Regions from separate parts of the Mus musculus genome. Here region 2 is linked to region 1. The links are chromatin contacts, found by Hi-C in ENCODE. All regions are on one chromosome and are shown on one strand. The core of a region is the stretch at or near the end of the contact, and the rest is flanking DNA. Distances in the headings are between cores, read along the strand shown.

Region 1 (7,735 bases), core at 2,440-4,939:
ACAAGACCCTCTGCAACTCTTTGGAGTTGATGTTGCGCTCCACTCACCTGTGATCCCAAGGTGATCCCAAGGTCCTGCTGTGTGGAGAGCACTTTGGAGCCCTTAGTGGCCTCCGCTGGGCTCAGAAGGAAGATGGAGGGGGTGGCCCCAACCAGAACAGATCCCAGCCTCTGGTCCCGTGGGTGGGGCTCCCCTGTCCCTGTTCCTGCTATCACAAGACTCTCAGAGATTCTTTGGAGCTGATGTTGCGTTCCACTCACCCGTGATCCCAAGGTGATCCCAAGGTTCCTGCGGCATGGAGTGCACTCTGGAGCCCTTAGTGGCCTCTGCTGGGCTCAGAAGGAAGATCTAGAAATTTATTTTTAATGACACCTGAAACTCTTTCTTTTTTCTTGATGAATTCTGTTTAAACTAGTCAATACTAGATCTAGGAATGACTTGATGGGCATGGAACAAGTTGGGTGGGAGATGGATAGTGATTTCAGATTTCAGTTATTCAACTCTTTGGCTAAGACAACTTTTGGGGAGTATAAACTGAAAACTGTTGGCCTTCTTAAAGTGAGCCATGAAATATATTGTATTTTATTGGATTTAGAAAATATACATTAAATTTTTGTGTAGCACACATGTTATGCTCATGTGTATGCACATATGCATACAGATGTCCATGCATGTTTGTGTATGTAAGTGTGGAGGATGGTGGTCAGCTCTGGGTGCCTTCTTTTGCTGACGATACATTATTTTCTGAGATAACCGGATCTTGGGGAGCAGTATTTCACATTACAATAGAAATAGCAAAAGACCAAACCTCAAAAATTAACAATTAACACAGGACTTTTTTCTTTCTACTGTTATAAGTCTTACATTTTTCTACATGAAGGTGTGCTTTTTTCCTTTCAAACTAGGTATCCACTATTACAATTACTAGGCAAAAAGGTACATATTTAAAATTTGAATGATTTCATCAAGTTGCCTGCTCAAAACTATCTCCATTTTCATGTTTAGCTTAGCAATTGATTCAGATTTATATTTTCCATTCTTTCCTTAGACACATATAGGATTTCCCCCACATGTTCATTAGCTCTTGTGTGCCCTGACCCTGTTTTTTTTTTTTTTTTTTTTTGTCATATCTATCGTTATTTAGGACCTAGATAAACATTCCTGCCTTTCTACAGCATGGCCTGCTCCTTAGTGTTGGTCCAGTCTTATGTGGGTGTTAGAGAACTTGAGTCTATTATGGAACTAGAGTGAATATCTTTAAGGAGACTGAACTCACTATCATTCTTGTGGAGATTCTCATTTGGTCTAATACACAAATTTAATATATATAGTAATATATAATATATAACATATGCAATAATATATAATATATGATATTATGTTCCTAACTGAAATCTTGAGGAGGCATGGCAGTGGCCTAGAATTAGAAACAGAGTTTGAGTTTGTTAAGGTTTGTCTAGACTTATCACACAACTGATGTCTAATCAAGAGGAAACAAATTATCAATACATTGCCAATTTCTACCTTCCACAAAGAGTTTAGGGAACACAGTCCCTTCTAATGTCAACACCTAGTTCTAATGTGTTCTAATCAGATTGTCTGAGTGATGCAAAAGTTTTTCTGACTTAAGAATGAATGTTATGGATATTCTTTTCTGAAATCAGTTGACATTAGTTAAATGATAGATGACCAGCACTACTCTGTGGGTAGAATAGCTTCCCATGCAAACCAGATGCCCTGAGCTTAATACTAAGAAGCCACTTACAGGAACAGAGACCTAAGTTCCGAAAGCTGTCACCTGGCTTCCACGCGTATAATGCACATGTATAATGACAAATTAAAAAACTTATAGAGATAGAGCTCTGAAAGCCAAGTGGCTGATTTTGATGACCAGTAGCTTGATGATGACCAAAGCCTTAAAGTACATAATTACTAAAGAAAACATATTTGTTCATATAATTAGAATATCTAACTTAGCTTCCTTTCTTAGCCACTAGGTAAAGTTGCACCCCACTTCTCTTATAATGTAGATCCTAGGAAAGCCAAGTGTTGTGAAACCAGAAATCTTAGGTTTCTGTGTCTCAAACTCATGATACTTTAGGAAATACCAGTGTAGAATTAGGCCTGAACTTTAAGCAAAGTCAGATACAGGAAGCAGGGTCAGGGTCCAAGGGGAGTGGCTCAGAGGCCCAGCTGATTATTCAAACATTTACTTTTCCTTTGAATCTTAGGTGGTTAAACAAACTTGGATTTGCTGTGACCCACCAGGAATCCATCACAAAGGATGAAGGTAAATTTTATTTTTCTATTGCTGAAATTTTAGCAAGAATATTAGGCTAGGAAGAATCAGGGTGAAGAAAGAGACAACTGGAGGTTCTATGTATAGGCACATTCCGGGGAAGCATAGTTTGGCATTTGAAATGATCTCAAAGGGACAGAAAACCATCTTCACACAGCCTCAGCTTGGAGCCTGGTTTCCCATGCCAGCTAGAAGTGACTTCACACTTCACCCACTCTTGAGCAGCTGCAGGCTTCACTGTTACTCTGACAATTGCCAATGCAAATTCGTAGTGCCCTCCTTACGGGGTTCTTACTCATGGGCCTGTGTGTGTCATGGTCTAGTCTTTTCATCCCACCATTTCCTAGGAGAGTTTAACCTTCCCACCAGCTGGGTGTTGACATTAGTTACCTTGAAATTGTTCTCGGAATCTGAAGATCAGTCTGAGAGACATACTGTCCCCTGCACCCCACTCTGTAACCTTTTGGGCCTATACAAGCCACAGGCACATACATCTTCATAATGTTATTTAGCCATTAATATGGGGAATAGAGGCTGCACGTGCCAGGGTCACCGACAGATTCTGGTGTGGAAATGCTTGGATTATGGGACACCCAGGACTGTATGGAGAAATTTGTATGCTTAGTTATAAAATCTTGAATGTGGAAATGAAAATGTGGCAAGTTTGAACCAATAAAGGGAGTTCATTACAATGCTCTGAAATTGGCATCTTTCATGTACCTTCTCTCCCTTTGCCCCTCTCCTTCTCCTCTAGGTATCACCCTACCCTGGCATGTCAAGTCACTGCTAAATTAGGCACATCCTCCCCCCCTGGGGTCAGACAAGGTGGTCTAGTTAAAGGAACAGGATCCACAGGCAGGCAACAGATTCAGGGATAGCACCCCCTCCAGTTGTTGGGGGATTAGCATGAAGACCAAGCTGCACATCTGCTACATATGTACAGGGAGGGGGAGGGGCTAGGTCCAACCCATGCTTGTTCTTTGCTTGGTGGTTCAGTGTTTGAGAGCCCCCACCCTCTTTCAAGGGTCCAGGTTAGTTGACTCAATTGATATTTTTGTGAACCAATATCTCCTGCAGGTCCCTCAGTCCTTCCCTCAACTCTTCCAAAAGACTCCCAAGCTCTGTCTAATGTTTGGCTGTGGGTCTTGTATCTGTTTCCCTTCGCTGCTGGGTGGCACTCTTAAAGGACAGTTATGCTAGGCTCCTATCCGCAAGCATAGCAGAGTATCATTCCTACTCTATTCTGGTTTTTAAAGATGTTGTGTGCTATTGTCTCTAACGCTCTAAAGCTTCACCTTCCAGCATCTCCTTAGGGGATTTCCATTTTTATGGTTCAGCTTTCGTGCTTAGCCCTGTCCCTCCTCTTGCAGTTTGGGTACTAGCCAGGAGTGAGTTATCAGTAAGACTCAGCTCCCAAGGCTCATTCTGATTCCCATCTTCATTGCTGACTGCATCATAACGATTCACACATTTTAAAGGTATTTTTTATGTTTTTTCTGAGCTATAATAGCCCCTGTCTTTGTGTGCTGGATGTTTTCTGGCAGCAGAAGCCACCATGGGGACCACTCATTTCTCCCAATCCTTAAATTTCTTTTTAACAGGTAGTGCCATAGGGTTCATGCTTTTTACTTCTTTTCTTTTTATTCTTTTCTTTTTGGATGCTTGCCTTTTGAATTAGATAGACATTGAAATAGGCAGATGGAGGTTAAAAAACAAAACAAAACAAAACAAAACACCCCCCCCAAACCTTTGCTTATTCATTTTGGGCTAAATGATGGGAGCCCTGAAACCTGAAGCATCTTTCTTCTGGTTTTAGAATGTTACAGTGAGAGCGAGCAGGAAGATCCTGAAGTTGCCGTGGAGGCACCACCCCCTCCGTATGCTTCCACAACTTCCTCTCCTGTGGTACGTGTTGATGTGAGTAGTCTGTTGGTCACTAATCCTTTGTGTGGATTTCCCTCCTTCCAATTATACACAGACTACCTACCTTGACCAGTAAATTTTTAGAAAGGACAGTGTTAAGGTTCCCAAAGAGCAAGTGCAGTTCTCAGGCTGCTGACTCAGGGTGCTGACTTAGAGCCTTCTCCATAGCAACCCACGGGGATGACAATCTTGTTAATAACCCACAGATGGACTGAATCACACTCAGAGCATGCATGGAGATGCGAGGGGCAGGCTAATGCCTGCAGAGGCTCATTTGGCAGCGTGTATTAATTATACCCTATTTTGACTTATTCTCAAAAGGAATATCAAGTGCCTTGCTCAGGTGCCTGTGATACAACAGTGCAAGAGAAACTTTAAAGTGATATTAAATATAGAGTATGCAAAGCAAAACAGTCAGCAAGCGTTGGCATCAGCTGGAGTCAGCTCAGTAAGATGGCATGTGGTGTATTGTGGTAGATTACCAAAGAACAGTCCCAGTTGCATGCTAAGCTTTGGAAGTTCAGGTCTTCATGGCTGCCAAGACTTTGGAGAGTTATTTAGTGTTTGGATGTATAGATGTAGATTCTCTACAGGGGTCATTGGCTATATAATTTTAAAAACCTCATTAATAATAATACTGTTTTGGGTTAATTGGTTGAACTCAGGACCTCGTGCATGCTAACACATGCTTTACATCTAACCTACCCCACTGGGCAAATTTACAGCCTTATGCTTATCCTGTACCAGGTGCTTTAACTACACACTCATTTAATCCTCAAACAACCTTGAGAAACATTAGTGTTTTATTTGCATTTTACTGATTGCTAGTGAGGCCAAAGCCCTTTCCATGGATAGAGCCATTTCTATTTTCTCTTGGTGTCTGTTAGATGTTTTTAGTTTTTGCCTCCTCTTCCTCTTCCTCTTCCTCTTCCTCTTCCTCTTCCTCTTCCTTTTCCCCATTCTTGGTGATTGATGGTATTCTCCAGTTTGTGACTCTCTATATTGGAAATAACATACATTTGTCGTCTATGCTTGTCAGCTAAAAGCAAGTTGCTCTTGCTTATTATTTTTTAAACATGTTCATGGCTTCTTTTAATAAGTGACAGTTCATGAGTTTTAATAGGTCAGATTTCTCCATCACTTGTATTGGACCCAGTGTCTGTCTGTCTGTTTGTATGTCTGTTTATTTAATTTCAAGTTTTGTACATTGCTTCCCAAGGCCATAAGGAAGTTGATCTTATTGTTTTTGTTTCCTGACAGAGGAAACCTGTTTGGAACTACACCGTGATACTTGCCCATCCATAGATCTAAAGTCCAGCACTGCATATTTAAACATGAGAGGCTTATGAGACTTAAAAGTTAGGTTAATAAACTTAGAAGATTCTCTACTTTCTTTTCAATTCATTAATCAAATGTGTGTTTGTCTGTCTTTTTTGAGGCAGTATCTCAAGTGACCCAAGCTGGCCTTTAATTTTCCGTATAGCCAACAATGATTTTGAACTTTTTGTCTTCATTCACCCCACTCTCCCAGTTATGATTACTGTAACTGCAGGTTTGCACCACCATAGTTGGTTTCTGTGTAGTGCTGGGCATTGAACTCAGGACAAGCACACTAACAACTGAGCTGCCTACCAAGCCCTTAAATGTTGTTCCTTAAGAAGTTGTAAGTCTTTTGATAGGTATATTCTAAAGTAACACATGATAAAATTATCAGATAAATATTGTCTTAGTGTTTTACAACTTAATACAAGCTACTGTTATCTGAGAAGAGAATCTCTATCTAAGAAAATACATATATTACCTGTAGGCAATTCTGCGGGGAGCATTTTGTTAATGGTAGGGCCCAGCCCACTGTCGGTGGTACCATCCCTAGGCAGATAGATAGTCTAGGTGGTATAAGAAAACATGCTGAGCAAGCCATGGAGAGCCAATCAATCAGCAATGTTTCTTTTTTGATCTCTGCTCCAGTTTCTGCTTGTAGGTTTGTGTCTTGAGTTCCTTCTTTGGCTTCTTATGATGGACTGTGACTGATCAGCCAAGCAAACTATCCCCAAGTTATCTTTGGTCATGGTGTTCATTGCAGCAACCAAAAGCAAGCTAGGACAAATGTTGAATAGTTAGATGTGTTTCCCCTAGTAACAGAGTATGTTCCTTCTGCTCCCATATTTCCCAGGCAGATTTTGTTTTTGTTTTCTCTTGTTTCTGAAAAAACAGACATATAAGGCACTTGGTTAAAATAACACTGGGCTTTCTATTTAAACAAATGAATTGAAAGAAAAAAAAACTGGGTAACTTTCATCTAGGGCATAAATCAAGTTACTGATTCACTCAATATGCTATAGGCCAGCCATGATCAGACAGAGAAGCCTAGAGTGTCAAGACAATTTTACCAAGATTTTTTTTTAACAATTGGGCAATGACTTTTTATTTCATGAAGCTGAACCGAATATAATAAAATAATAATATTCTAGAAAGTTGTCTTAAAAACTTTCAAGTTTTGGAATAATTAATTCAATGTCTAGCTTTTCCTACCCCTAGACAGTAAAGAGAAATCATAATTTTCAGTACTGAGAATTTGGACTTCCGGTTCTAGTAGTGAATCTCAATGGGCTGAATCCCCCAAGGGAACACAGTGCTCAAGTGAAACAGGAAGAGTTTCAGATTCTGTTCTTTCCAACTGAAAAGGCCTCACAGGTACGATAGTGGGAATGGGTCCACTGTCTGCTTTGTGTGGTACATGTGAACACTAAGTCAACCCCGAGTGTCATTCTTCAGGGGCCAACCTTGGGATTCCACATGGAAACTTAGGACTCACTGAGACCCTAGGCTGGCTAGACAGGAAGATCCAGAGAGTCTCCCAGTGCCGGTCTTATATATGCTTGGCTGTCACCATGCCCAGCATTTTATGTGGGTTCTAGATTTCTGAATTATATCCTTGGGCTTGAACGGTAAGTGCCTTGTTCATAGAACAATGTCACCAGCCACAACATGACCTGATTCTTAAAGAAATGATAGTCTTCCCCCACCCTCAGGCTTATTTAAAAGGCTTAAAAATAGACAGAGGTTCTTTATATTTCACTCTGAAAGATAATTTGTAGATCTCATTATTCAAATCTCTTCAGTTCCTCAAAGAGTATAAAAGAAACCCACTTCTCATTTCATGTTTCCCAGTATCCTGAGTTACTGAGTGTTTTAAGAGCCGTTATTACCACTAAAGCTTTCACCATGTATTTTTCTTCTTCCAAGTCTAATTTAAAGGCACTGTCTGATAACCTGCTCTGTTATGCTGATTGACTTAAGTTGTGAACCAACCCCCTTCTCAGACCCTGGGATCCATTAATGAGTGGTTCACATTCTTTGCGGGATAAAATGTTCTGTTCAAAGAGATCCATGCAGATGGCCATCATAGGTGGAGATACTGTGGCAGAAGTAGAGAAGGGTGGATGAGGAGACCCAGGGAGCGGGAGGTAGAGAGTGGGCTGTTGCACCCGCTAGGAGGCATGGATGATCAGA
Region 2 (7,735 bases), core at 3,441-5,940, 45 kb before region 1:
AGTTCAAATTAATACCAAGCCTAGAGTGACATGTATATGTGTGTGTGTGTGTGTGTGTGTGTATATATACAGGCACACACACATATATACGTATTCATAAATAACTCTATGTAATTATATATATGCAACTCATTGCATATATACACACATATATATATGCAATGGGAATTACATAGAGTTGTTAATTGCGAATTTATAACTGATAGCACACAAGTGTAAATACATACAAGCTCATTATGAACCAATTGGATAAAGAAGTCATAGAATATCTATTCATTGTCACACTGACAATAATCTGTAGTTATATGTATCAGCATGGAAAAAAAACATCAAAAGTGAAATAATGAAACATGTTTGCATTAGTGTTATTGTTTAACTCTCCCAACAAGATACTAAATTGTATGTGGGGATGAAAATATGCTCAGGGCAGAGTAAGATGGAGTGACCAAGGAAGCAGACGAGGGCGGAGCTTGGGAAGACAGAAGTATTTATATTCTATTTTCTTAAAAATCTCAAAAATAAGAAAGGGTGAATGAAATGACATTCAATAATTCAGCAGATGGTGTAGCTGGAGTATCCTATACTGTCCTGTTAATTTGTGTTAAGTATACATCACTCGCTTAGCACAGTGAGTTTAAACAGAAGGCTTGGCTTGAGCGGAAAGCACGTGGCTTTATCTGTCCTCTGACCTTGAATCTGCCTGGTAAGATCACGGCTCCTCTTCCCTGTCTAAGTTAAGCAAGGTTTTAAGTGTATTGTCACAGGTAGATTTTTACGAATCAAATGCCTTACAATTCTCTTTAAAAAGTTGAGTTTAGCTTTCCAACAATACAGAGATATACTTGTGGAAATGTCAAGTATTTGTGGAGAACCCCACATTTAGAGATTTTGTTATTTAGTTGGTAAATAAGTAATGGTACTTTTCACTGCCAGGAATGTGAGAAACCAGTACCACAGATAAGGACCATGATGCAAGCCAGTGTTCCTGCAAATGAAGAACTGTTTGTCCACTTTAGCAACTAGCTTTAATTGCCAGCTTAGTATAATCTAGAATCATCTGGGAGGAGAATCTCAATCAGGGATTATCTACTTTGGTCTGTCCTGGGGCATTTGTGAGGAATTGCCTTAAGTTAATTGACAGGGACTGACCCAGCCCACTGTGGGCAGCACCATTCCCTAGGCAGGGAGTCCTGGATTGTGTAAGAGTGAGATGAGAACAAGGAAGCGAGTGGGCATATAAGCATTTATTTCTTTCTACTCTTGAATGTGGCTGTGATGTGATCAGTGGCTTCAGGTTTCCACACTTGTGACTTCCTCAATAGTAATGGCTTAAAGCTGGAATTATAAGTTAAAATAAACCCGTCTCCCTACAGTTTGCTTTTTGTCATGGTGTTTCACAGAAATGAAACTAGAATGTCAACACATTACTGTGTAATTCTTGCTAAAGACTAGGATCATTGAACATGTATGAGTAATTGCATGTGTGTGGGGGGAGGTCAAAGGTCAACCTCAGGTATTACTCTGAGAAACCATACATACATTTTGTTATTTGAGTCTCTCATTGTCCCGAAGCTCTGGCTAGCTAACAAGTTCCAGCAATCTGCATGTTTCTGCCTCCCTAATACTGGCATTACAATCATATCACCACATCTGGATTTTAAGCATGGTTTCTAGGCATCTACCTGAGGCCCTCAAGCCTTTCAGCAAGCACTTTACTGACTGTGCCATCTCCTCAGCCCTCAAATGAGACACTTGTTCCAAGGCCAAAAGAAAAGTCTACTTTTCTTCAATTAAAAACTATGCATATATTTTCCTAGAGAATTGACCCCCAAGTTTTAGATCTATTTTAGAGAAAACTTATTTATTTATTAGAATAAGATGTCAGTTTTCTCTATGTCATTCAAACAGGAAGAAAATAGGTTGGGAGAAATAGCTCATTAAACTTTAAATATCTGTGAAGGTTGAAATGGTCTCATAAATTGCTCAATCGCCTGTCAGTGTTTTCAACCTACCCAGTGAGAAAGCCACATGAAGGTCTTGAAACTGACTAGTTCATGGGTTCCACTTCCTGTTGTGAGGAGGAAAATGTGTCTTAAGACTCTGTAAAGCTCTCAAAGGTTGTTTTCATTACTTCTTGTAGAACAGTTGGGGGTTTCATAGTCACATCTATCAAGTGAAACTGAAACCCTCACTAGTTTGTTATTTCAGTTAGCAGCTTTGCCGTGAGGAAGGGCTGTCAGGGCAGGGTTGGATGGCAAGGAGCTTGCTGGAAGTGATGGAACACTGCTCAGGGGACTGTTGACCTGATGTGGATGTCCAACTCTCAACCCAGACTCAGTGCAAGAATCTAGCTGTAGACCTGGGACTGATAATAGGAGACATGAAGACGCACAGTTTTGACTTGGATTTCTCTGGAAACCACCTTAGGCTTGATGGTGGAGCTGAAGAGCCAGCAGTGTCCCTGGGAGCCATCACACAATGGAGACTCAGGTCCCTGTTCCATGCACCAGGAGCCAAAGAATACAAAACCTCTTCTGTTCTTTCCTTCCAGACTTCAAAGCTGTTCCCCAGGCATTGTGTCCTACTTGGGGGTTCTTTTTAAAAGCTGCTGTTGCTGTTTGAAACAATGTAGTTTCATCTTGTTTACCTGGGCTTCCAGCCTTCTAGGAATCAACTTGGCCATCTCTGCTTTTTCCCACAACCCTGGTTCTTAGTTACTTTGCTTGCCTTTTAGGATCCCAGAGTCCCCAAGTCTTACCTACAAGGAAGTTCATTTATTACCTGTGTCATCAGCCCCAGCACTCAATTTGGACAATATTGTGTGACCAGTAGGTACTAATTGGGTTTCTTGATCTCAGGATAGTGGTGTAAAAATAAAAAAAAAATAAATAAAAAATAAAAAATTAGCCCAGAGACTAAGGAATAGTAGAGAATCGTAGACCAAGAAGTTGGTAGTGTGGGAAATATTCGGGGAAGGAAAGATAGATGGAGCTCCTTAACAGGACAGTGTGTTTAGACTTGATTAGCAGGCCATGACTGACACATGTTGAATCTGTTTAAAAATTGCCCTCAAAGAGATCAATCAATGATCCAAGGGAAGAAAGGATGTTTCTAAAACAAAACAAAACAAAGCCAACTCAGGGTTTCCCTGGTCTTGTATCCATGAAGAAAAACAATTTAACCTCAACTCCAACCTCCCTGCTGAGGGAAATGGGAGTCATCCTTACTCTAAGATGATGGGTTTTGCTTATTAAGTGTTTGCTTATCTTTGTACACTCCATGATGCATTGATATGTGGTTATTTACAGGAACAGGATTTTTAGTTATCAGAATATTTTCACAAATAAATCTTGGCAGATATGCTTGAGACTTATGGGATTAGAAATCATACATACATACACACATACATACATACATACATGCTTACATACATAATACACACTTACATACATGCATACATACATACACACATACATACTTACATACATACATACATACACACACATACAAACTTACATAAATACATACACACTTAAATACATGCATACATACATACTTACATACATACAAACTTACATACATACATACACACTTACATACATGCATACATACATACACACATACGTACTTACATACATATACACACATACAAACTTACATACATATATACACACATGCATACATACTTACATACATACATACATATTTATGGGCTTAGAGTGACTTTTCCTTGGGTAATATTGAGTGAATTTTCCTTGTTAAATCTTGGCCTGTTGCTTTAAAAAAATTCCTATTTTCAGTATAGGTTCTATTCCCTTGTAAACATATGGCAGAGCCACAGCTGCCATCCATCAGTAGTTAGATATGTGGACTTCTAGCCAGATGCAGCCAGAGAACCATACATTTCATGAAGTTACCTACCAACTTTTAGAACATTTTAATTGAATGCTTAAAAATTAAAAAAAAATCTCTGCTTGTTAACATAAATGAAATCTATTTAAACCTGAAGGATTTTAGCATAGATGCCGTGGAAGAAAAATGAAGTTTTCTAAAGCTAAAATTCTGTCTAATGTTTGTATACATACATGTACACAGACAGACAGACAGACACAGCAGGAGAGGCATTTGCAAGCATATTTTTTCCTTTGGGATTCCCAGTGTTTTTTGGAATCTGATTTCATATGACTTGATGAAAATGTGCTGTGAGAAATGTGTGTATTTTGTATAAATCCTCATGTCTGATTTGAATATTTGAATATTTATCTTCTATAAGACATGTGAGAAATATTCAGAGATAAAGATAGAATGAGATATGTATATTAGGCTGCAAATAAGAAATTCTCAATCGAGGGGCTTTAGAGTCTCTGAAGAGTCCAAGAAGAGATAAATAATTTTTCCTGCATATTAGCAAGACCACGAAGTTAGTGTGATGTGAGCATTTAATAGCTTGAGATGGAAACAATTATTCTCCAGTTTTACTTAAAATAGTTGATATGATTTAGAAACTAAGGGGAGAAAGAAAAGATAATTGTTTCTTGAAATGTATTTCATGATGTTTTCAAACTTCAACAAAGCCTGTGCCATGCTAACCTAAGCAGTAGCAAGAGCTGCTTGTGGGAGGAAACAGGAAGCGGTGCATACATGCCTGTTACTCTTTTTCCCAGGTTCGGCTCAATGTATATCGATTCTAATTAGCACATTTTGTGCCTCAGCTGGTAGCTTCCCTTGAGCTCTGCTTGGAGAGGCTTTTTTTCTTTTTTAGAATCCACCCCGCTCATAAACACTGCCACCCCCTCCCTCCCTCTCTCTTTACAAATGTTACAACACAATCAGAAATTTTCTCTTTTCTTTCCTTCCTGCATTTCCAGCAGGTTCCCTTGCGTCAGAAGCCCAGGAAGAAAACTCAAGGTAATTCGATTCCTTTTGTTCCTTTATTCCTTTCTTGTCCGTTAGTGTGATTTTTTTTCTCTCTCTCTCTCCTGGATGCCTCCTTGGGGTGGGTTGGGGTGGGGGGATCAGATTCTTGACTGTCTGAATCTTAATATCAGGAGATGGGTGCCAGATTAATTTTTTTTTTTTTTTTTTTTGAGAAGCTGGCACTGAGTCCGGGAAGTCACCGTGTTCCTAGGTGGGCTTTAACCCTTCCGTTCCTATTGCATAACTGCCTCTGTTATTGTGGGAAGAACCGGCGTGTCTACCACAATGTGGCTTCCAGCCCCTGAGTCTAACGTTTTCAACTTACTCTCTTTAACTCAGGTTCTTAGACCCATACTTGCATATAAGTGTCTTTGCCCGGGTTTTCTAGGCACGGAATGGAGGTTTAAAAATAGAACAGATACATGATTTTTAAAAAAATATTCACTTTGCATGAATGAAAACGTCTAATCCTCGCCGTGCAAAAAGCTAAACCTTGCCTTTTATTTTGTCACCTGAGTCCGGGTCACACTCACCTGTCCATGCAACTCTTGCAGGGTTTTTCAACATGAGTCGGAGAAGGATATCCTGTAAAGATCTGGGCCACGCTGACTGCCAGGGTTGGCTGTACAAGAAAAAGGAAAAGGGAACTTTTCTAAGCAACAAATGGAAAAAGTTCTGGGTGGTGCTGAAGGGCTCATCGCTGTATTGGTATAGCAATCAAATGGTGAGTGACCTCCTCCTGCCCTAGCCCCTTTACCAAAGCGTGGCTTCCAGAGTGCTGGCCGGAGGATGCCCATGCGGAAGGGATTCTCTGCGAGTTGGAACAGAGCAAGCTAGCAGATTTGTTAGGGGACTCATTTCTGCCCCAGGAACCATGTAGGTTAATGAGCTGTGCTGTTCGGGAGAAGCCATCTGGCTTCATTATTCTGATTGGAGAGGAAGAAAAGGGGCCCTAAATATATCCTTGCTTAAGGAAAGAGCCCTCGGGTTCCCCTGATTTTATTATTTTGTGAGATCCTAATAGTTTCAGGATCTGTCTGGATATCATTTGTGTGTGTGTGTGTGTGTGTGTGTGTGTGTGTGTGTGTGTGTGTGTGTGTGTGTGTGGTGGTGGTGGGGGAGGTTGCATTGCTAAGGTCTATTAAAAAGGGACTCAGCTTTGCCCTCTATTGAGGATATTAATCCATCAGTTCAGGGAGTGATCTCCATCCTTTATCCACTACCTTCTCTTCTCCTGAGATGGGTTGGTTTGGGATGGCTAACCTGTATGCCAGCCTTGTGGAGGGACTGGTGACATTGTTCCATGGTGACATTGGTGTCCAAGCATTGTAGAGGGCAACATTCACTGAGATAGTTGCTGAATTTATCCTTTGATGGGCACACGCTACTGGGGTGAGCTTCATGGTTTGGCTGTAGAAAAAGAGCTGGAAATGAAGTTATTGTATTGTCCTTTGCCTCTAGAGACATTCTGAGAGGAATGTTAGTGTTGTGGAAGAGCTTTGCTGGTGGATCTGTCACTGACTCTGGTGAATGGGAATCCATTGCAGATCTTGAGAGAACTGGGGTCCCTTTGTTGTAGAAGAAATACCCATAGAGACGCTCTGTTAAACCATTTAAGGGACCAGTGCTAAATGAAGCCAACCCAGGACTGGGTAGATTTCCAAACAAATACAACTTCCTTCTTAAGTGAAATTAAGGTTAACATAAATATTTTATGTTTTCTATTATTTTATTTTTAATTTTTGAATTATTTATTTATTTATTTATTTATTTATTATTGATTGATTGTATGTGTGTGTGTGTGTGTGTGTGTGTGTGTGTGTGTGTTTGGGTATATGTGTGTCATCACTCATGTGTGGAAGTCACAGGACAACTTACAATAAGGAATTGTTTCTATAGCATAGGTCCCTGGGATTTAACTCAAGTGGTCTACCTTGGCCACAAGCATTTTTATCTACTGAGTCATCTCTCCAGCTTCTATTTCCTATTATTCTAAGCTATGGCATTTTGGGTAGTTATCATGGAGTGACTGTCACCTAGATGCTCCTTAAGACAAGCTGATCTCAGTTACCCTATACATAGCACTGGGGGATTTCTTGAGTCTGTGGGATAGTTGGGTATTGGAACTGCTGCATCTATGGGACATAACAGGGCTCAGAGATAAACAGGCCATTTAGCATATCTCTCCCATCTTTCCGCCAGATGGCACCATCCCTGTCTTAGTAGAATGTGAAAACGTCCTCTCTGGACCCACACAATTACCACTTGGCTCATTTGGCTTCTTCAGCTTCTGTTTCTCTTAGGAGAGTAGAGCAGGTTACTTTTAGGTTTCAGACATCCCTAATCTTAGACATCAGGAATCTCACTCTTCTGTATGGAGCAGCCATGTTGGCTTAGACTAGGGAGGGGGAAGAAGATGGAGTCTTAGATGCCTGTGGGTTCCCCATCCCTGTGTGTTTTCATTAGATGCAGAAAGTAAGCTTTGGGATACTGGTCATGTACTTTAGTGTCATTAAATTAGTAGCATTAGCCTGAGAATCAGCTTGCTGTTAATTGCCCAGGGAGATAGAGGATTATAAATGGTGTACAGAAGAAAGAGTTTTCTGTGGAGGACTTCTCATGTTGTTTTGCTTTCTCTCTTTGCTGCAGTCATTCCTGACATCTCAATTGTGTATTTGTTATGGGTAGACCTCAATTAAGATTTAATTAGCAGTCTGTTCCTTATTCTTCTTAGAGGACTTTGTGACTCTATTCTTTGTGACTTTGTATATAGTATGATGATCTATCCCAGGGAACATCTCCCATATGCCAAGGGATG

Evidence for each region. Hi-C counts contacts between places; a loop is a spot of excess contacts on that map.
Region 2: a loop to region 1 is called in a map of left cerebral cortex, with 7 times the contacts of the local background. The contact joins the promoter of Ipcef1 here to the enhancer-like site in region 1. A Hi-C loop is called at or near these places in 4 of 37 maps with a recorded cell type or tissue (all left cerebral cortex).

What each region holds. Positions count from the first base shown.
Region 1 is chr10:6,931,656-6,939,390 of GRCm38, reverse strand. It overlaps Ipcef1 (interaction protein for cytohesin exchange factors 1), which reads left to right. Exons shown (of 9, transcript NM_001170800.1): 5 at 2,232-2,290; 6 at 4,116-4,204. It also overlaps a transcript of Oprm1 not described here. Among named protein-coding and RNA genes, the nearest start is that of Ipcef1, 45 kb to the left of the region's middle. Within about 2 kb of position 3,689, at least 1 of the 3 ENCODE cell types and tissues checked has a DNase peak (open chromatin) inside an H3K27ac peak, as active enhancers do; it is left cerebral cortex, where a contact is called at or near this core.
Region 2 is chr10:6,977,420-6,985,154 of GRCm38, reverse strand. It overlaps Ipcef1 (interaction protein for cytohesin exchange factors 1), which reads left to right and starts at 4,690. Exons shown (of 9, transcript NM_001170800.1): 1 at 4,690-4,908; 2 at 5,472-5,641. The coding sequence starts at 5,483. It also overlaps a transcript of Oprm1 not described here.